Regions from separate parts of the Homo sapiens genome. Here region 1 is linked to region 2. The links are chromatin loops, found by intact Hi-C in ENCODE. Cell type or tissue: dorsolateral prefrontal cortex. All regions are shown on one strand. Links, peaks and the distances in the headings refer to the core of each region. The heading gives the core; the rest is flanking DNA.

Region 1 (11,074 bases), core at 1,160-9,159, 52 kb before region 2:
GCTGAAAAATTAGGAACATAAAGCCACCTTTTTCTGCGTGGTTGCCTCAAGTGATGTACTAAAGCTTTACAAACAAACATATAAACCCCTACCCTTCTATGAATACTGTTTTTCTACTCTTTATTTATGTTTTTATTTATTTATTTTTTTTTTAGACACAGGTTCTCACCCTGTCACCCAGGCTGGTGTGCAGTGGTGCAGTCACAGCTCTCACTGCAGCCTCGACCTCCTGGGTTCAAGTAATCCTCTTGCCTCAGCCTCCCAAGTAGCTGGGATTACATTCACTCACCACCACACCCAGCTAATGTTTTATTTTCTGGCAGAGGCAAGGTCTCACTATGTTGCACAGGCTGGTCTCAAACTCTTGGCCTCAAGCAATTCTCCCACCTCAGCTTCCCAAAGTGCTGGGATTACAGGTTCCAGCCAGCCGCAGTCAGTCTCCTCTTTATTTAAATGTTTGCTATGATGATGCATTTCTCTTAAGAAAACTTCATAATTGACATATGTGGATTTAGGACTACCTTCCAGTTTTTAATGTTGTCTATTTCTGAACTAGAAGATGGTATTTTGAGATGTTTTGGCAAGTGCTAGTATTTCAGGAAAATTTCAATGTTATCAGAGTAAGTTATTTTCATGCTGTCATTTCTCTGATAATATAGCAGTCTTGATGACAGTGGAGGAGTAGGTAACAAGAACATTGATTGATGCATTTAGTTAGCAAATGTTGTTGAATACCCACTCTGTACCAAATACCATGGTTGTCCCTATACAGTGTGTGCCTAAAGATACTAGGGCCTGGGCCTAGAGCTCCCTCTATTGGGAAGCTGAATGTAGATGGGCCAGAGCATAACATGCAGGAGAATGGTCCCAATTCAGGGCAGCACTAGAGCATCCCACTCCTAGGAGGCATAGCCAGTCTCCTTCTAATGAATGTCCTGTATTTTTATTTAAATGTACCAGCCTTTGTTTGAAATTCCATTCCATTGCAAAGCAGAGGTAGATTACAGACTAGTTTTTATCACATTGTTTAAACTTGAATGGAGACACAACAGTTTTCTTTAAAGGTGAAGCACATTCAAGATCAAGGTCTGTGGAAAAACTCCTTCTTTATTGCAGGACCAGAAAAATAAAGGCACCAAGGTGCTCAGGCTCCAAAATTGCAGGGAATTTAATCCCAAGGGATGTTGACTGACTCTGGGAGGTTTTCAGGGTGTTTTTAATTCATCTGTTTCCCAACATAATTCATTTGTAGCCATGACCTAAGCATTCTTGTGACAGAAAAATGGGTTCACAATTGACATCTGTGTTAGAGAAACATGACTAATAAAGTCTTCTTTTTTCACCATTCCCTTAATAATGGGGAATGAAAAATTATGACCTTTCAAGTCATATAATTACAAATTTCTAAATGAACCATTTAGAATTTCTCTTTTAAGGATGCAAATTAGTAATCAGTTGCTTTACAGTGTAATACAGGCACATGAGGTTATATTTATATGTGTAATAAAAGGTTTATGATAATGACAGAGTAGAAAATTACACCATAAATCACATTTTCCTTCTTAAAAGATAGCAAATTAAATATGCAAATATTGCCAACTGAGATTCACAAAAGATGCTATCTTGAAATATTTATGTAAAACACGGACCCATTTCACCTATTCATTGTAGTTAAGTTTTAATTTTAGATTATAATATAAGTGTGTTTTGAGGGGACAGATGCGTTCTGTTTTTCCCAGTGACTTCTGTGTTATTACAATATTCATGCTTAAAGGACGGCCAGATAAAATAAAAATTTGTTCATCATTCCAATAATTAGACTCTGCTTCCCATTTCACCAGTCCATGTAGAACAATATTCAAACATTGCTGTACTTTGGCCATCACCATATTAACTTCCCTTCTTTAAATTTGATTGTCTTTCAAATTCTATATTTAATTCACACAGGTCTCAACTTGCTTGCTTTATATAATTAAGCATGCTTTTTTTCTTTTTAACCTTAAACATTTCTATTTCCCTTTTCTCTCGTAAGCCCTATATAACCTTTTAAAATCATTTTAGAAGACTTCTATTAGGCTAATAACTTCAGTAATGTTGCTAGTCACCATTGCTACTTTCCTTTTTGCTCTTCTAAAATAGTATTGTAACTGACTAGCAGAGGACAGTTAAACATCACTCCAGATTCTGCTAACGGGATACTTTGAACACTTCAAATAGTGGTTACTTAAACCTTAATATGAGTATTTTTTCAACACACACATTTTTTAGCCTGTGAACTAAAAAGCCTATTATGTAAGTATATCCAAATACAGGGGTATTTGTCAGCACATAGAGAAAAAACATATCTAAATGTAACACTGAATATTTTAATTACTATCATTTTGTAAAAGATGTACTTTTTTGAAAGTAATAGTAAGAAATCCCTTATGCTGCATACAATATGCAGTATTATATGATAGCATCTAACACCCATAAAAGTAGTTGTCATGTGGATATTTAAAAACATGCGTTATGGGATGGGCGCAGTGACTCACACCTGTAACCCCAGCACTTGGGAAGCTGACACTGGCGGATCACTTGAGGTCAGGAGTTCAAGAAGAACCTGGCAACATTTAGTAGAGAAGGCGAAACCGCATCTCTACTAAAAATACAAAAATTAGCTGGGCGTGGTGGTGCATGCCTGTAATCACAGATGCTTGGGAGGCTGAGGTGGGAGAATCACTTGAACCCAGGAGACAGAAGTTGCAGTGAGCCGAAATCACGCCACTGTACTCCAGTCTAAATGACAGAGCGAGAGATTCTGTCTCCAACAAAAGAAAAAAGGACATGCATTATTATGGACATGCAATAGAAATAAAACATATAATGAAAATTGGACTGTAAATTTCTAATTCCCACATAATGTAAATGGTCATCAGTGGTTTGAAGTGATTTATAAAGTTCATGGAAAAATGATCTCAGTCATTAATTGTAATAGTTATCAGCCTGCTGTTCACTCAGAGCCTACCAGATTTGAGTACACTTTAGAAATCTATGCATTTCAAAGTTGGACTTTATTTTGTTTATTATTACCAAAACATGGAGTCATGTGATAACCATGAAATAGCACAGTCTATGCTTTTTAATGATAACCAGTGCCATGGTAGAGCTGAGAAATTGAGATCTGTGGAAGAGTGGAGGATTCAGGGACCGTATTTCAGCATCGAAGTGTTCTGCTCTGTTCATCTTTGGAAGAAACATGCCGTCTCTGTGTCTTCACAGCCGAGGAACTATGTTCAGAACGTAAACAAGGCTGCACCTTGAACTGTCCCTTCGGTTTCCTTACTGATGCCCAAAACTGTGAGATCTGTGAGTGCCGCCCAAGGCCCAAGAAGTGCAGACCCATAATCTGTGACAAGTATTGTCCACTTGGATTGCTGTACGTATTTGTTAATTCAGAAAAGCTATTATGAAGTGCAACTTGGTGAAATGTTTCTACACATTTTGTTTTATATGTTGTTTGTGAATTAATCTATGGTATATTGAGCCCAGAATGTCTATACTTGTTTTGTTAGGTGATTCAGAAAGCAGGGAGAAGGTTGTATCTCCAAAAAAAAAGAATCAAGTTTTACTTTTACTTTTTATGGACATGGGCCAGACACACCCTTTGTGCCTGTTATATGAGACTTTCCCATAGCAGAGTCCTTTAGACACTGCTGGCAAGATTAGGAGATGGAATTGTGAGGTCCCAGTGTTGGAAGTGCTACAACTCTTCACACCTGTCCCAAGGTCTATTTGTGATCATTTATTTAACACATACTTTAAGATCAATTGAAGACCGACCCCCCACTCACTTGAAATACAGTGCATCCTTAGCTGCCATGCCTAGGTGTCTCACCTTGGAACTAGTCAGCGTTTCGTATTTTTTTCTTTATCTAGCGTTAGATTTTTATGAATTTTCTTGGAGCTAAGGGCCATTACTTTTATTTTTTAATATACTTTATTGAGTCAAACCCCATGAGAATCTAGATTATTCCAGGGGGGGAAATAGACACTTCATATTTGTTTCTTTCGTGTCTGTATAAGCACCTATATTTGCCTTTATATCAGGTTGATGCCTTTAGAAAAATCACCTTAATTTATATTTTTCCCTTTGCTGTCTTTCTTTCATTTCAATCTGTCTTTCCAATTTGATATGTTTATGTAGTGCTAGATTCCTTTTCTTTTTTTTTTTTTTTTTTTTCAGGCAGGGTAGTGCTCTGCCACCCAGGCCGTAGTGCAGTGGCACAAGCATGGCTCACTGCAGCCTCAACCTCCCAGGCTGTCAGTCCTCCCACCTCAGCCTCAGCCTCAGCCTCAGCCTCCCGAGTAGCTGGGACTAGAGGCATGCGCCACCATGCCCAACTAATTTTTGTATTTTTTGGAGAGATGGGGTTTCACCATGTTTCCCAGGCTGATCTGGAACTCCTGGCTCAAGCGATCAGCCTACCTTGGCCTTCCAAAGTGCTGGGATTACAGGCATGAGCCACTGTGCCTGGCCTAGTGCTAGTAATTATAAGGGACTTAGACCTATCATCTCTTTCCCATCTTCTGTCAGTCATCTTTTTCATTCTTCATTTAAAAATTCTAGGTTTGGGAGGGGTCGTCTTTATAATTTTCATTGGATAATTAAATTGGAAACATTGTTCCGTAAAATTCCCCAAATAAAATAATGAATCATCATCATTCTTAATCCTAAAATAAGAATATGATGTCAATAAGAGTATTATGTCTTAGCCTAACTGCTCATATAAAATGAAGTAGTTGTATCACAATAGTAGGTAGCTTCAACCACTTGCTACAGTATCATGACAGTTCAGAATCAAGGCTGTGTTCAAATCCAACCGTCATGTTGGAGAAAAATCTCTTAGGAGATTGTAGATTTCACTTTGTATTCCTGTCAGCACATTCAGGGAGGACCCAGTTGGACACCTTGGACAACTGAATATTATACTGGCTAGAACACATGTGTTAAGGACACACACCAAAAGAGAATTCTTGGCCAGACACCACGTGGGAGTGTCAGGATGAAGGCAGCAGTTGGTGCCCCTTTTATGTACCTGCTGACTAAAGAATTACTTTCTGCATGCAGCAGATACTTCCAGAAGGGAGGGAGGGAGGGAGGGACGGATGGATCGTAGGTGGGTGGGTGGGTGGATGGATGGAGAAACAAATGAGTACACAGATAAACCAACAAAATCTCCTTCACTTTCCTATTCATGGAGTTGCACATTCATCTTTTTATTGTGGTGTACCACTCTCCCTAATTAAATCAACAGTCATGTCATTGAGATTCTGAGAGCCACATCCTAGAAGCACGTAAGTGCTTGGGCAACTCTCTGCCTTGGTCATGAGTAAGTGGTGGTAATGGCCACAGGGAGCTAATTACCCATCACTCCAGGAATCTTTGAGAGCAAAAGTCAAGTCATTCTGTTTAATAGCAATATCACTTTATTGACCCTTGGTCTGAGTGCTTGGGCATCATTTGAGACTTTGTGATTTTCTGACCTCTGACAAAATTTTAATTACCCAGGAAGAATAAGCACGGCTGTGACATCTGTCGCTGTAAGAAATGTCCAGAGCTCTCATGCAGTAAGATCTGCCCCTTGGGTTTCCAGCAGGACAGTCACGGCTGTCTTATCTGCAAGTGCAGAGGTAAGTGTGTACACATGGCCCTTCCCCCTCAAAGCAGCCAGGGGCACCGAAACAAGGAACATAAGGACACCCTGTAATGAAATGGTTTCGGTGGTTGCTGCCTATTCTAACACAAATGTCAGTCTCTGTGGGACCGTCCCACAGGACTCCCTTTTCCTTTCATTTTTATGAAGTAAAAGCTCAGAATAGAATGTAAAGTAAGTATATGATGGACAAGCACATTGACTAAATTAATCACTTCCTAGCTCTTTTTACTTCTATCAGGAACTTTAGCCTAAAGCACAATTATCTGAACCTCTATAGAGCTTCTCTCTGTTCAGGAGTAAGATTAATAAAACTGCAACAGTAAATAGCCCCATTTCAAAGTTCTAGAGGGTGGGTATAGCTCAGAAGTTAGCTGCTGTATTTCCAGATAACAGTTTTCCATGAGAATTTAGCCTTTGGCTGAATAAGCACATGCCAGCCCACAGCTGTGAATAAGCACAGAGCCTGGATATCCCTGCTGCCTGAGGCTTCTCCAGGGAGCTTCCTGAAGCCACTGAGCATGCACCCTGACCGCCGTTTCTGCCTTTACCCCAGCTCCAGCCCTGCTGCCTATCCCTTTTTATGTTGTACTTGTCAGCATGATGCACAGATTAAACTATAAAAGATTCCTAAACTTTGTTTTACGATTTTTCAAAACTGGACAGTTACCACCTTAATGGTGTTTCTAAGGGGTTGGAGTAAACAAAAATCTAGTCACTGCTTTAATTGTTCTGCTGAACAAAACTCTGTTATTTGCAAGGGGCCCAGGATGTCCCCATTGGATGAAGCTTCTAGAGCGATTTTTCTGAATACATTCAACATATTTGTAAAATTTGTTATAAAATCAGTGCTTGTTTATTGTATAAAATATGAGAAAGTACAGTGGAAGGAATAAAAAATCAGCGATCATCCCACGAATTGGAGAGAAACTATTTGCCGGTTTTTTTCTCTCTTTTCTTTTTTCAAGATTGAGAACATACTGACTTAAATTCTTTTCATGAACATGTCCCATGTCACAAACTGTCCTGTGTTAGACGTAATTGTTGGTGGCTGGGGTCCAGTCCATGTACAGACTCTGTAGCCTGTTTCTCCTGTGCAGTAGCCACTTCTTTACCAGGCTGCCTTTTGTCTGTCCAGAGGCCTCTGCTTCAGCTGGGCCACCCATCCTGTCGGGCACTTGTCTCACCGTGGATGGTCATCATCATAAAAATGAGGAGAGCTGGCACGATGGGTGCCGGGAATGCTACTGTCTCAATGGACGGGAAATGTGTGCCCTGATCACCTGCCCGGTGCCTGCCTGTGGCAACCCCACCATTCACCCTGGACAGTGCTGCCCATCATGTGCAGGTAAAAGCTGGCTGCCATCTGTGTGCTCCATAAGCAAATGACTTCTGCCTTGCAGGGCCCTAGACACATTTGTAACTCTGGGGAGGTTGGAGGGGACAACCCCTGGAACACTTTTCAGCACTGTGTGGTTTTTGTCAACCACCACCACAGAATCATCCAGGCACTATCAGTGAAGAACCAAAGACCAGAGAAAATTCTATCATTGTAGAAATGGCTCTCCTCCTTTTTGAATGATTGACTCAGTTATGTAAGGTCTTTGGACTACATTTTTGTAAAGGTTTGTGGGCTGATGTTCTTACATTCCAGCTCTCCATTTTATTGATAGCATATTAAGTCTGAATGTCCTCATTAATATGAGGGGATTGGTACTAGTTTTATCCCATAAAACCTTATCACATTTAAAGTAATGTTTGAGAGGGAGAAACTTTTTGAAGTCTGTGGCTATTGCTCTTTTTTAAATTAATAGACATGTGGCACTCTTGCCAAATGGAGAGATTTAGAGTGACCACACGTCCAAAACATTTAAAATCATAATCATGGTAATCAGGATAAGTTACTAGAAAACCAGAACAGATTTGTAATTCAAGGGAGTCTGAATTATGATTGTCAATAACAGTAATTATAACCATAAACTTCATCTAGTACGTTTTATCCAAAGAGCTCAACACAGTCTTATATCTATTATTTCCCTCTCTGTGCAGGCCACTTTGAGTTAGGGAAAAACACATTGAGGCAGTTTCTCATTTGGAAAACAGACACAGAAAGATTGACTGTCTTACCAAGAGTAAAATAGTATGTCCACCAAAAGGCCTGGGAGAAATGAAGTCTCTCAAATCTTGTATCAGATTTCTTTCAAAGTTAAGTCTACTGTCAGATTTTGGAGGATGATTGTTTTTCCTCTGGTCAGTCCAGGTCCTGTATCTCCCTGTGCGTGAGTCCACCTGTGCAAAAGGTGTAGCCGGGAGCCTGAGGCCTGGTCCTTGTGCAACAAGACTAGCCTGGGAGGGAAACTGACCTTGTTCGCCATGGTTGGGGAGCAGGGGAGAGGGACACTTGAAGTCCCTTTCAGCTCTGAGATTCTGCACAGCTCAATAGCTACAGTATCAGAGTGACAGGCAGCTCCCATACCTTGTAGAAAACGAGATTACAATGCAGAAGAGATGACTCTTTTTATTTTGTTTTGTTTCCCTGTAGTTCAGTTAGAGGTGCTCCATGTCAGAACTCTTTCCTTTTTTCCGATATTTTGCTAGTTAAGTGTGAAAAACTGCTAGAGTCCCCTGCATAAGAAGGTAAATGAGGACTTTAATATGATAGAACTCTGTGTTGACTCTTTGGGGAGGGAAAAATCATGTGTTTGCATGAAGACCCCTGCTTTAATTATAGGTGTGAATGCATAGAGGAGGGATTTGTACCTGGGTCTTTGCTAAACATGTCCTCAATGAAGAATTCTAACAGCTAGATTGGTAGAAATGCAAAGACATTAAGAATGGATAATTGACCTGAGAACTGAAAATCAGTAGAACCAGAAAGATCTTTCTCTATTACAGAGTCATGGAAAGTTCTTACGTAAGCACACGTGAAGTTGTTGTTGATACCTTACTGTGGGTGTGTCAACATCTGGATATACGTGTATGAAAACACATTTCTGTAGATGGATGTGTAGAGGTAAATGTTTTCTGCAAATCTTTAGCATGTTGCCACATAAGCCTCCTTCTGATTAGAGACTCCAGAGCTGTTGCATTCACGGACTCCTACTTTAAAGAATATTTTTCTCCCCTCTTCATTCCAAGATCAGCTGTTTTTCTTCTTGGGATACATGAGTATCTCCCGAACTCTTCTAATGAATATTTACTAAATGATAGTGTCTCTCAGATTTTCTGTCTTCCATACACTCTACATTTGAGTTTCTCTTTTGTCTCCATGTCTCTGGCCCCTCTTGTGTTTTGCCTTGAGGCATATCGTACGGCAAAAAGGTGAGCCAGAAAGCATACCTGCAAACACGCACGTCAGATTTCTTCTGACCACTTCCGTACATGTCAGCATTTAACAAGGCAGTAATTGTCAGTCCTCTCTAAGCCCTTTTTGAAAGCAATAAGGGAGGCTTTTGCTATATTCATTTATCGATACTCTTTGGGACTTTTTGTTTCTCTGTAAACCACAGATGCACATTTACCATCTTGTTCAGCACAGTTTTCATTGTAATTCTCTTCCTCTCTCTTGTTCTTATACTGGAAAGTTGGTTACAGTTGCTTGTGAATGTAAGCATTGATTGATGAGTATCAGTTTTCTGTGATACTGTCCCTGGGTCTAAGTTCCAGCCTTTTGTAATTCCCTTGAGATAAAGCTGTATTAGAAGTTGTTACCCTCTTAACTGGAAATCAGCCCACATCACTTAATTTCATTAGTATTGTTGACTCTCATGCTAACCACCACTTTGAAAGTCATAGCCCCAATTCACTCCTAAGAAGATTTCAGCTCTGAGCATCTCTGCATATATGGGCCCATTCTGGGGCGTGACTTCCACTGAGCTCCAAGCATGAGCTAGCCGTGATGTCTCCAGACTCTTTCTCGGCGGGATTCAACACTGTCAACACATTCCTGAAGTGCTTGTTGCATTTGGATTACGTGACTATGGTTAATGTCTTCATACTTCTCATTTCCCCAGCAAAACTTCAGGGCAACTCCCAGCCCCTCTTCAGACATTTTCAACATTAAATTCCCTCTCTATCAGTGTCATCTCTCCAAGAGACCAAAACTACCTCTCCTCTGGGGAAAGAAATGATAGTTTTCACCAGCCTGCCAGCATTTACCTCTCTTCATGATGATATTGCCAAGCACATGTTTAGTCTCAGGTGAGGGTTTTCAGACTGTTGATTCTACAGGAGCATTCCTGCTCAGTTTGCTGGCAGCTGGCTTAGATTGGGGTGTGGCCTGCTCGACAGCAGGACATATTTCCAAGCATAAAAGTACTCAGGATCCCAGAAATAATAAAGCAGATAGGGCATCGATCATTTGGAAGTTTTATTTAATCTGGAGACATATCCATGATCCAAACAACCATAGACTTGGGTTGCAGTTTCCCTCGTCTCTCCCTGAGCTCTCAGTTTCCTCATGCATAAAATAAGGTGACTGTAAGGAATAAATGAAATAACACATGTGAAGTGCTTAGCATGGAAATAACTGAACCGTACCAAGTATTCTGTAAATGAGAGATCTGAATCCGAGACAGTTCCTACACATTCACAGAAATGCCAGAAGAGGCCCCTGTTCTCATCTCTAGAGTGGGAGTCCCCTCCCTGTAATTTAATGATCTTATTGAATTCTCTTATTACTGTTGACAGACTTAAACCACTTGAACCTCACGTCCTAATATTAGCTCTTTTGCCATTGTCTTCTGTTTCCATGCATGGAATATTTTCTTCACTATTCTCTTAATAAGAATAGAGCGAGATGCTCTTCACAGTTCATCTCTTCTATCCCTTAAAGCAAACAGCACCAGGCTTTCAAGAGTTGGAAAGATTGCAGATGAATAATGTGTTCTGATTTTGTGTCATTTCCCAGATGACTTTGTGGTGCAGAAGCCAGAGCTCAGTACTCCCTCCATTTGCCACGCCCCTGGAGGAGAATACTTTGTGGAAGGAGAAACGTGGAACATTGACTCCTGTACTCAGTGCACCTGCCACAGCGGACGGGTGCTGTGTGAGACAGAGGTGTGCCCACCGCTGCTCTGCCAGAACCCCTCACGCACCCAGGATTCCTGCTGCCCACAGTGTACAGGTAAGCGACACCATGCCTTGTGGGTGCTTGGTGGGGAAGGATGCAGCTCTGGGTGTTGTCATTCTGTGGGACCCACAGGGCAGGATCAGCCCCATATGGGAGTGTGCCAAACCCAGTATCCCATCAGGAACAGCTGGCAGCCTGCTTCCTGCATGTATTCTCTTTATCAACCACCTATTTATGCAGTCAGCATGCCTCACACCTGAGATGACTGTGAAACAAAAAAGGAGACTGTTGCTCTTGCCAATTTTTT
Region 2 (11,074 bases), core at 1,722-9,721:
CCAAAATTTTAGCTCATAAATATTTCACAAGGTAAGAAAAACAGAAAAAGTACAAATCAACACTAGAGTTACTGTTGTATTTAATGTCACAGCCATTTTTGGCTTCATTCTTATAAAAATAAACAATTATATGCATCATTTACATCCTAAACTGACAAAACACTAACAACAAAATCAGCCAACTAAAGTCAGGTGTTTACCAATCAGCAAAAGGAAATCAGGTAATAGTTTCATTTTGTCTTTGCTCACTTTTTGTTAATATTTGAAGATCTTCAACAGACGGTGGTCCGTTTTTTTTCTCATAAGGAATGACTGTAGTCAAATACTGCCAAGTTTAAAAAAAAAAAGTGTCACTTAAATCGGAATTACCTTATCTGCAAAAAATTTGATACTGTTACTAGAAGGTCTATCTGATAATATAAAACACAAGCTACTTTGGTAATGAAAACACAGGTATTGTATGGGAATAAAGTTATCTTACTATCTCAGATGGAGCTCATTTTTTTTTGCCCACCTCTATTTGCTTCATACAAACCTAATGTCAACAGAAACAACCACCTTTTTGCATTTCAGTTATTGAAAATTTCATAGGACTAAGTCTGAGGATGGTTTACTCAATTTGTTCATTTTTAAAGTGAAGTATTATCTCACATTCTACTTGCATATTTTTCAACACATTTTAAAAATAGCAATTTAAACTAAAAACATAGTTTTAACAGTTCTGCACAATAAAGTAATTTCCAACAGCAAAATAATTCTGTTTCAGACCATTTTTATTCTGGTTGAACAAATGGTCCACATATATAACATGACAACTTTGAAAAACACACACTAGCTTCTTTCAGAAGCTAACAAAGACACACTTAAATCGTTTTAGAAATGCGTTACTATTATTTTAAATTATTGGGTAAGTCATTGTAAACGTTTTTAGGCATTAAAGGAGAAAAGTTAAAGTAGAGAATGGCCTAAGGGGAAATGAATAATGAAAATTAATGTCTGAAATTGAGATAAACTTCCTAGTTCACTACTTGTAAAGGCTCACAAGTAACAGCGCCATGTCTTTTAACTAATCCCATGAAAGCATAATCCATAAATGATTGTCCAGATTTTCCTGTTCTTACCATCCCACCAAAAAAATAGTTCCGTGCATTTCACATATGCTCATATAGAAAGCCAGTGGTTTTTACCTGGAATCTCTTAGCTCCACCCATTATTTAACCTCGTGCCCTAAATCTCAGCTCTGTGGCTAATCCTCACTGAGTGATCTTATCCTGCCCATAACTGAAAAACAGGATAAAGAAAGCTGCTTTACAGTAACTGGATCCCTAAGTCCAGAAAAGTGGTAAAACTGCATAGTTCAATCTCTGAGACACGTTAAGTGTCCCACCGTCTTTTTGACGTAGACTTCTTGCAGGTGATGCCCAATTGTATAATCGAATGTTTCTTTGTAAAGAACAACAACAACAAAAGGCCAGAAATGATGTCCTCCTGGCTTCACTCTGCATGTGTGAGGCAACCTGGAGAGGCACCAGGCGGCTGCACCCTGGCCCGCTCTCTGGCTACCTGGCTGCATCTTCAGGCCTCCCTGCTCCACTGACAGTCTGGAAGATTCCTTGTCTTCTTTTGAGGTTGAGAGAGGTGAGAGGCAACGGAATGAAAACAAAAACTCAAACATCCCTTCATGGAGCTCATTGATGAGCTGCAAATGTCAGTGTGAGGCTTCCCTCTTTAATAGGAATGATCTCCCTTCCGGAGAAACACTTAACTACCTGCAGTAAAAACTCCAGGCATTTGATCTAGGCGTTCTTTTGCTAAACTTCCTACAAGCTACATTTTGTACACCTTCTTAATCTGCACAGAAGAGCTAACTTAAAGACTTTTCTTTTTCAAGGTGAAAATTTCATATAGTGAAAGGTAATTTTAAGCATACCCATTAATGTGAATGTTTCCCATGTTCATGATATTCCTTCAATCATTATACAAAAATGTGAATAAAAAGCAAATTGCTAGATACTTGATTATATATTCATATCTGTGTATAATTTTGTATAAATAATGTCGCATGCCTCGTTTGGCAGACAACTGAGTTGGCTGACTATGCAATACACCTTAAAAACACATGAATTTCATTTAAAGGAGGTAAGATACACTCTATACATATTTTTGACCTAGAACTCTAGTCTCAAACATACCGACATCTGGCCTTCTTCCCCCAAAAATGACATCTTGCGACTTAGACTTTTAGAATTAGAGTCACATATTTTAGTTTAGTTATTTTCACAAGCAGATTTTCTACACATGCAATACATTATGTTAAAATGTTAATATTTGTTTAAAACTAAGAGTGAAAAATGGAGCTATAAAACACGTCTTAAGAATGCATTTAATCTATTGTCGAATTTGAAAAATGCTTTTTCCTCAAAGGGAAATTCTGTTCATTATCAAGACTATAAATATAATGAACTTTTATAATAAACTTTTATTTCTCTCGTTAAGCAATGGTCTTAGTAAATTAGTAAACTACCAGCTTTCAGGATCTTCACTTACACAGAAAATGAAAAAGCAGAGAATGAGGAAAATAAGGATAACCGAGCACCTGTTTCTCTCCACCTGAATTTCCAAAGGTGTGGCGGAGGCCATTCTGAATGACATTTGAGATCCCTTCCATGCTGAAGCGCTAAAGGCGGCAATATACGGCCCAGAAGAAAAGGACAGAGAAAGAAGTTCAAAGTCTATTAGTAAGAATGTACCATGATGACTTATGTGCCCAAGAGGCAAGCAGTTAGAAAATGCCACTACTCATCCAGATAAAGCACATAAACCCATGCTCTTTTTAAAATGCTGTTGCTTCCATTTCTTTGCAAGTTAAATGCAAAAGCAACTGTTTTTATGCTACTATATTCATGCAGGCATTTTTCTGATGTAGCTAATTGTTCCAATGTAAATGTTGTAAGTTGTACACATATTTGTTCTATACAAAATTTACTGTGTAATTTTTAAGATACTTTTTGATATTATTTACCTACATTTTATCAGAAGTCTGAAAACTTAAGATGAACAGTATGCGTATTTTCAGCCTAAGTTTGTATAATTCTACCATCAGTTTGGAGAACATTAACATAACATTTAGCAAATGAAAATGCTGTTACTTGGAGAGCTGATTATTGCTTCCCACTCACTCTTCGGGCCACCTGCCACTGCCTTGGTGCAGAAATGCGAACTAGAAGATGGCATACGCTTCCTGGAGAGCAGAGTGGATCCCATGTGCCAGCCAGGCCCCCAAAAACTTCTCCAAAGACTTTTCCACTCCGTTTCTAGGAAACAATTCTACTTTCTTTCTCCCAGCAACCTCCAAGACTTCCTAGAATTCTTTGTACTGAAAAGGGAGTATTTTTTTCCTAAACAACTTATCTTGATTTGTAACCAGTCTACAATGTCATCAAGCATAGTAAAAAGCGTCTGGTGGCACCTCTATGGCGGCTGAGTCAAAGGAGTGAGATGGATTCTTACAGCATGACTAATTAAGGGGAAAGGCTTCGTGAAAAGGAAGTGAAGGCCTGACTCACTTGATGGTTCCTTCCCCTGGAATTTTATAGAGGAAATTTAAATCAGTAAACACATTTGAGGAGTCAACATAAAGAATATTTTACCAGGCCCCAAGGGGCAGAAGAAAGGAAACCAAGGGAATGGTCATCAAGAAATACATATAGTTTCATCCAGTGGTTCTCAAAGTGTAGTCCAGGGACCCCCTCCCACCCAACTCCTGCCAAGAGGTCCCTGAAATCCTCTCAGGAGTTCAGGAGTTCAAAAATGTTTTCTTAATACTACTAAAATATAAGTTGTCTTTTTTACTCTCATTCTCTCATGACTTACAGTGAAATATTCCAAATGACAGACTGAATGCAGAAGCACATTTGTGAATCTAGCTGTCTTTAATCAAGCCAGATGTTAATGAGATTGACAAAAATGCACAGCAATGATATTTTTTCATGATTTTGTAAAATATTATTTTTCATAAATATATGCTCTTTATAATGAATTTATTTTTGGTATTTTTCATGAATTTATATTTTTAATTTTATCACTTTTAATTTGTAACATGGCTAATATTAAGTTTCTTGGGGTCCTTGATAAATTTTAAGAGCGTAAAGAAGTCTTGATAACAAAAAGCTAAGAAATGCCAACAGGCTGAATCACTGAGGGAGCTATGTGCTTCTGTATCAGTCATGTAACTCTATGGAGTTACTGAAAATCTGAGTTCCAAATTTTACTACCTTACAGGAGACTGTACAAATATGCCTCTCCTCCTAAACCATCCAACTTCCCTACCTAGCCTTTCCCAGATTTGCAAGCCAGTTTTGCTTCAGCAAGAATCAAATGTCTAGTCAAGATACTTTGCTGACTACTCTTCACTTCACTGAAAGCATAACTATTAGCTTTGATGGAGGAGGCTAGTTATAAAACAAAAACCTACAGAAAACTATTTCTGTAAATTTTTCCAATGCTATCATAATTCATTCATATTTTTTAAGCAGATTATCAAATGAGATAACATCTTAGGCTTCAGAGTATATAATAACAATTATGAGAAACTATTCTCAAATAACCAAGTCAGTTTATTTTTTAAATTATTTTCATAAAATATATTTTCTTTCAAATGTGACAAAGAGAAGAGTACTTGTTTTTAAGTACTTAGTCTATATTACCTGGCTCCATTATCTATGAGCATGTTTAAGCTAGATACAAATTCATAAAATCTAAAGCTAGATAAAAAGTTTCAGAATCCACCTATCAGGAAACTAAGACACACTTTCTATTTGGAAAGCACATTCCAAAAACACTAGCTTTGTTTTCGCAATCAGAAAGCCAATTCCTGTCACTAGAAAAAACAAAAGTTGATGCAGTTTCAATTTCGTAACATGCAGATGTAATTTAGGTTTTCTTTATTAAATGTGTGGTTGCAGACATTACTGAGCCATCTCAACTACTGACAGCCTGACTACTTGTGAAAGATGGCTTTTGTGCCACCAGAATTTTAGGCTTAGGGGAAATTAGTGAAAATGCAACCCCATGGGAAGCCAAGGTAACCTGGAAAAACAAAACTAACAGCTGATGCCAGTGAAAGAAGGTAAAGTAAGGAATGCAGCAGAACCTCTGTCCTTGCTGCTGATGGCTGCTGAGTCAGTGGCTGCAGCTGACAAGACCCTACTGTCCCCAGCTCTTTCACTGGCAATGAACCAGGGAAGCAATGTGCAGCATGTACAGTTCAATCGCCTCTTGATCCATTGGAAAATTACAGAACAAGGAAATCAGAAGGTTCTACAGGAAAAAAAAGAAAAAAAAAAAAAACTAAAATCTACGTCTGAGAACGTGCTCCTATCAAACGCTTCAGTTGCAATCAACTCCTACCTCCCCAGAAGTCAGGCAGCATCAATATTCTCCCTCCACTGCATTTCCAAACTCTCCCTCTCTACTAGCTCCTTCCTGACAGCATCCCGAAATTCTCAAACCCTCAACCTCTTTCCTTTCCCAAGGTTTTCCTGAAACAGCTCTTCCCAACATCATTTATTTGATCTGGAAGACCACGGCCACTTTTCAGATCTCTGAGACATCCAGGAATCCCTCCTCCCTGAACCGCTTCCTTGGATTCAGAGACACCACACTCTCCCAGATTTCCCTCACCCCAACCCTCCTGCTCTCTAGTTGCTTCTTCTAAGAGGGGCCACTTTCTTCACTCATCCCTTAAATGCCAGTGTTCCCTAGGATCTTGTGCCTCTTTCTTGACTCACCTCTCAGATGCTGCTGTGCCTCTGGATTCTGTCCCTATTTAATTATCATGCACCCCCTCTGGGTATTACCAATCAATAGCTTCATCTTCTGCTTCCATAAATTGATAGCTCCACTTTACTAAGATCAGTAAAGTGCTAAGAACAGAGACTGGCACATGGCAAAGCTCAGTACATGTTAGCTATCTTTACTGTAATTTCCCTGAGCTTCACTCTGCATGTTTAATGGCCAATTGGACATCTGTACCTATTGTATGTTTAATGGCCTATTGACAAGCCTATGTTCCTGTCTATATTTAATATCAATATTTCTAAAACTCATATCCAAAACTGAATTCAATGTCCTCTTCCCCACCAAAACACAAACAAAAAAATTTAAAAACCGGTTCCTCCTTCAGCATTTTATTCTCCTCGTTCATTCATTTCCTCTTTCTTTCAAAAAACATCCTGAGCCAGATACCATTCCAGGTATTAGAGATTCAGAGTGAACACATCAGCCAAGGCCCCTCCCACCCTCCTGACCTTACATTCCAGCATAAGGGGGCACAAAAAGCACAACACGTAAATGAAGCGAATGCTGCAGATAACTAACACATGCCCTATCCCTAGCTCCAGCAAGGCGATTAAAAACTGGATGCCTACTTTCTACTCGGACGCCAGAGAAAAGCTGCCTGAGGAGATGACATCTGAGCTGAAATATGACGTATACACCCATCCTAGATGAGCCACAAAGGACAATGGACAAGGGAGATCTTCTCAGAGAACAAAACCAAAAGCAGCCAACCGGGCCAACTCGGGAGTTCACGCCACAGCTAGTGTGCAGGAGGTCTTGCAATTCTCATTCAATGGGATGGAACACAGCATCTATGGAATATGTCCATTCTCTCCTCCTTTTTATAAGATGTTATTGCAGCAACCCTGTCTTCTCTCCCCCGTTGTGTGCCAATGTGTTGCAATGGCTGGCTTAACTTTCAGACCATAGGTTGACGGAAAAGAGAGACATCCCCTCATTTGCTGGACTTGAAGCTAGAAGCAGGTACTGCTGACAAGATTTACATACCTCCCTTTGGGGAAGGGGCACATGTGCTTTATCTATGTTTGCCCTCGTCAACAATCAATGACCTGACCCTAACTCCTCCCTTCTTTGGTGTCCGAAACAATCAACCTCACCAATATCTCTGAAATTCAACTATTTATATTTCCATCCCTACTTTCACTTCCCTGGCTCAATTCTTACATGAAATCGCTGCAACAGCCTCCTAATTAACTTATCTCCAGTTGCCTCCTTCCAATTAGTTCTCCTTGAAACCACTGAAGTTCTCTTCCAAAACAGACAAACCCAAACATGTAACTACCTGACCTAAAATCCATTTTTGGTTCTCTAAACCCTTTAAACAAAAACCAGGTGCCTCAGAATGTCGTACGACGCCATCCATTTTCCAGCTTCCACTGTGCAATTTCCATAGCCTCTTCTTGAGTTTCTTGCCCCCTCACCTTCTAGCTTTCACCATAATGAGCAGCCTGCATTTCCCCAGATGTCCCTAACTGTCCCCTCCAAGTGGTGGCACACACCACCCCCTCTGCTGTCTGTGCCTGTTCCCTCCTCCTTCTACCTGACCTCCGGGTGCAACTCAGCCTTCCCAGACCCCTAAACCTAGCTAGGGGCAATAGTAATATATGTCCACCTTGACCACAGAACAGAGCCAGGCTCAGAAAACACTAAAAACGTGGTAGTTGTTTTGAATATAGCAATTATCACACCCTGTACCTAGGTTTCTCCACGTTGACACTACTGACATTTCCAGTCAGATCATTCTTGTCACGGGGGTCAGTGTAGTGGGGTGGGATCTCCACTAGCACCTCCGGTCTCTGTTCACCAGGATGCCAGCAGTACCACCCCCATCCTTCCCCACCCTGCCCAGTTGTGACAACAACAAATGTTTTCAGACATTGACTCATGTCCCATGGGGGGCAAAATTGGCCTGGTTGAGAATCACCGCACTAAAGCACATTGGATGGTTCATCATTCAATCTGCAACCCATGGGCAGCACATTCCTGGAAAACTGAAATTGGTTCTACATCCTTAACACCCATGCCAGGGACACAACTGTGGATCAATTAATGTTTGCCTAATAGTAGTATAAGAAAAGTTCAGGAGATGGAGACCATCCTGGCTAACACAGTGAAACACCATCTCTACTAAAAATACAAAAAATTCGCCAGGCACGGTGGCGGGCACCTGTAGTCCCAGCTACTCGGGAGGCTGAGGCAGGAGAATGGCGTGAATCCGGGAGGCGGAGCTTGCAGTGAGCCGAGATCGCGCCACTGCACTCCACCCTGGACGACAGAGCGAGACTCCGTCTCAAAAAAAAAAAAAAGTAATCAAGATATTTTTAATGGGGAGGTAGAGTGCACAAGATCTAAAGAGAAACAATAAAGAAAGAAAAATGAAAATTCTGGTCAGGTTAATTTTTCATAAATTCAACTCAAGTTCTCAAAATCCTTAAGGACAGAAAAAAAAAAATGTCAGATACTTCTTTCATATGCTCCAAAAAGCAAAAACCAGACCAGTATGTAGGAGGCATCTGACTGATAGTCAGTGACTTAACCTGCAAAACGCTACAGCGATCATTACCAATACCAGTGGGATACTTCCAGATTTCTGTATGAAACCAGGAATCATAGCTCAGGCAAAAGTCTTAGAATCAAGAAATTTTTAAACGGTCAACTTGGACAGAAAAGTGCTGAATTAGAAATCGAAGATCTGGGTTCTTTCCCAGCTTTGCCACTAATTGTGTGACAGGAGGGCAGTCACTTTACTGCCAAGGCCTGTTACCTCACCTGTAAAACAGATGATTAAATCATATTAACTTTAAACGTCTTCTTATTTGTAAATCCTACGAGTCTATGGATTAATTCAATCAAAAAGATCCATTATTAAGCAAATTAAAAACACACACATACGCATAGACACACACACACTCTCTCTCTCTCTCTATAGGACTAAATAAATGAGTGCTCCAGAATGGCAGAACTGCACAGCCAGATGATACATTCAGAGTCCAGTGGCTTCATTTTCTTATGAGGAAATGACTACATTCTGAAGGGAGAGACAGGTCTTAGGCATCTTTCCATCCCCGCAGCTTGCATAGTGCCTGGGCCATAGCAGTCATTTTTAAACGTCTCATAAGCTGAGGCTGTGACACTCCTAACACCAGAACCCAAGAGCCTTAGAGCCTATGATCGTTTCACCATATCATGAGGTGTCTTGACTTCTTGCAGGAGAGAAAGAAAAAAAAAAAGCCCAAAATAAGTGGAGTATGAACAGAATAAAGATGACAGGACAGAACATCAAGTTATTTTTCAGAAGAGTGAACAACGGAGTTCTGGAAAAGTCCACTGAAGAATCTAGTCTAGGAAAGTAAGATGAGATTAATGAAATAATCTTGTTGGCGTGGTTTATAAAACATAAAACAATGGAGTGACTAAGAAATCTCAAACCCCGGCCAGGCACGGAGGCTCACGCCTGTAATCCCAGCACTTTGGGAGGCCGAGGTGGGTGGATCACCTGACGTCAGGAGTTCGAGACCAGCCTGGCCAACCTGGTGAAACCTCATCTCTACTAAAAGTACAAAAATTAGCCAGACGTGGTGGCGGGTGCCTGTAATCCCAGCTACTCGAGAGGCTCAGGCAGGAGAATCACTTGAACCCGGGAGGCGGAGGTTGCAGTGAGCCAAGATCGCACCATTGCACTCCAGCCTGGGCAATAGAGCGAGACTCTGTCTCAAAAAAAAAAAAAAGAAATCTCAAACCCCTAGCTAGGATAATCAAAGAGTAGCAAGTAGGAGATCAGTGAACTAGAAGGATAAAGGAAAAGAGAGACCAGGGCAGTGAGACCAGGAAGAAACAGGAAACGAGCTGTGTAGAGCATACTGTGCATTCTGTTTTATAGCTGCCCTGTAAATTCCAAAAAATAACACACCCTTTTGGAAGGCAAAATGAATTTTAAAAAGATAAAACCTCAGAGGCAGGTTAAATATACTTTTTAGTAAACGTCACCTCATTTAGAAACACTACATTTACAACCTTGAGAGCAGATGCGGTATTATTAGGTGCTTATGGTGCTTAACTGGGCCAGAGGGAAGATTTTCTCTATGCTTAAATTTTATAAGTAGGAGGACAAGGAAAGGGAGAGACAGAAGGGGTAGGGGAGGAGGGAGACAGAGTGGGAGGGGGAAGGGAGGGAAGCATTTCTTTGATAACATTTCTCAAGGTTAAAGTACCAAAGACATACCAAAGCGCCAACAGAACTAAGTCTCAGGGTTATGAATGCTGAATGAAATGAAGGACATTAAAGATTTGTTACTAAATAAATAAGTAAATAATTTTTTAAAAGAAAAGAAAAAACAATTTGTTACAGTTTAATTTAAATAACTGCAATAACGCAGTATATCAGAAAACCCAATCCTCCCTCCATTTAATCTACCATTTCCAAGTTTGAAATAAAGAATCCAAGTGTTCAAATTCAAAGTGAAGAACTGGTGAAAATTCTGAATCTGAAGTTATTTTGTAATTGATTCATCCATTTCCCACTACGTCTTTAGGAAGGAGTTAATAGTGCTATAAAATGCCCCCTCTCAGGATGGAATTTTTGATAGGAGCCCATTTGTGAGCAGGGAAATGATTAAGCATTACAGTATTTACTTTATTGTTGCCCTCACTACTGACAAATGCCAAAGTAATGTGGCAAGGACGGAGGAAGAGGGTATTCAATACACAGCTTCAACACCAGTATTTACGCTGAGAATACTCACCACTGCCTCGTGGTTGTTTCCTTCCCTGGCATAAGTATGTATTGAAAGTCTCAAAATCAGTCCTTATCTGGAAACTTTTCTCAGACAAAACCAGTAGCAACAATGTATAAACAGGATATAGATTTATAAAAATTCACCAAAATCTGAAAGACGAAGAAATGGGCCAAGATCCCCAAGGCCCATTTACAACATCCTTGCAAAGCTCAGAAAACGAAAATTCAAGCCAAGGATCCTTCCATCCACCTCTAAATAACTCCACATCCTCATTCCAATGCATGCTGGTTCTGTGAGCTAAGGTCCCTGTTAAGCTTTTGTTTACTCATTTATGAAATGGAAATAATAACAATAATACCTTCTTTATAGAGTTGTTGTGAAGGTTACATGGAATAATCCATGCAAGTACCTAGCAAAGTGCTCAGCAAATATCAATATTCAAAAAAGTATTGGCTATAATTCCTAAAAATAAAAAGGAT

What was found. Hi-C counts contacts between places; a loop is a spot of excess contacts. Peaks named below come from ENCODE experiments on the same cell type or tissue, not always from the same donor. Only the 100,000 strongest peaks of a DNase experiment are listed, where the experiment ranks them.
Region 1: a loop joins it to region 2, with 2.5 times the contacts of the local background. A loop is called at or near these places in 2 of 110 quality-filtered maps.

The regions. Positions count from the first base shown.
Region 1 is chr2:36,506,722-36,517,795 of GRCh38, forward strand. CRIM1 (cysteine rich transmembrane BMP regulator 1) reads left to right here. Exons shown (of 17, transcript NM_016441.3): 9 at 3,262-3,418; 10 at 5,552-5,673; 11 at 6,835-7,044; 12 at 10,606-10,821. Among named protein-coding and RNA genes, the nearest start is that of FEZ2, 86 kb to the right of the region's middle. RefSeq lists an enhancer at 672-1,216. In dorsolateral prefrontal cortex, for the core only: no CTCF peak of the experiment used is centred there; no DNase peak of the experiment used is centred there; H3K27ac peaks cover 370 bases.
Region 2 is chr2:36,558,189-36,569,262 of GRCh38, forward strand. It overlaps FEZ2 (fasciculation and elongation protein zeta 2), which reads right to left. Exons shown (of 8, transcript NM_005102.3): 6 at 250-325. Among named protein-coding and RNA genes, the nearest start is that of FEZ2, 34 kb to the right of the region's middle. RefSeq lists an enhancer at 2,890-4,089. In dorsolateral prefrontal cortex, for the core only: no CTCF peak of the experiment used is centred there; DNase peaks (open chromatin) are centred at 3,219, 5,213 and 6,573; H3K4me3 peaks cover 1,865 bases; H3K27ac peaks cover 4,629 bases.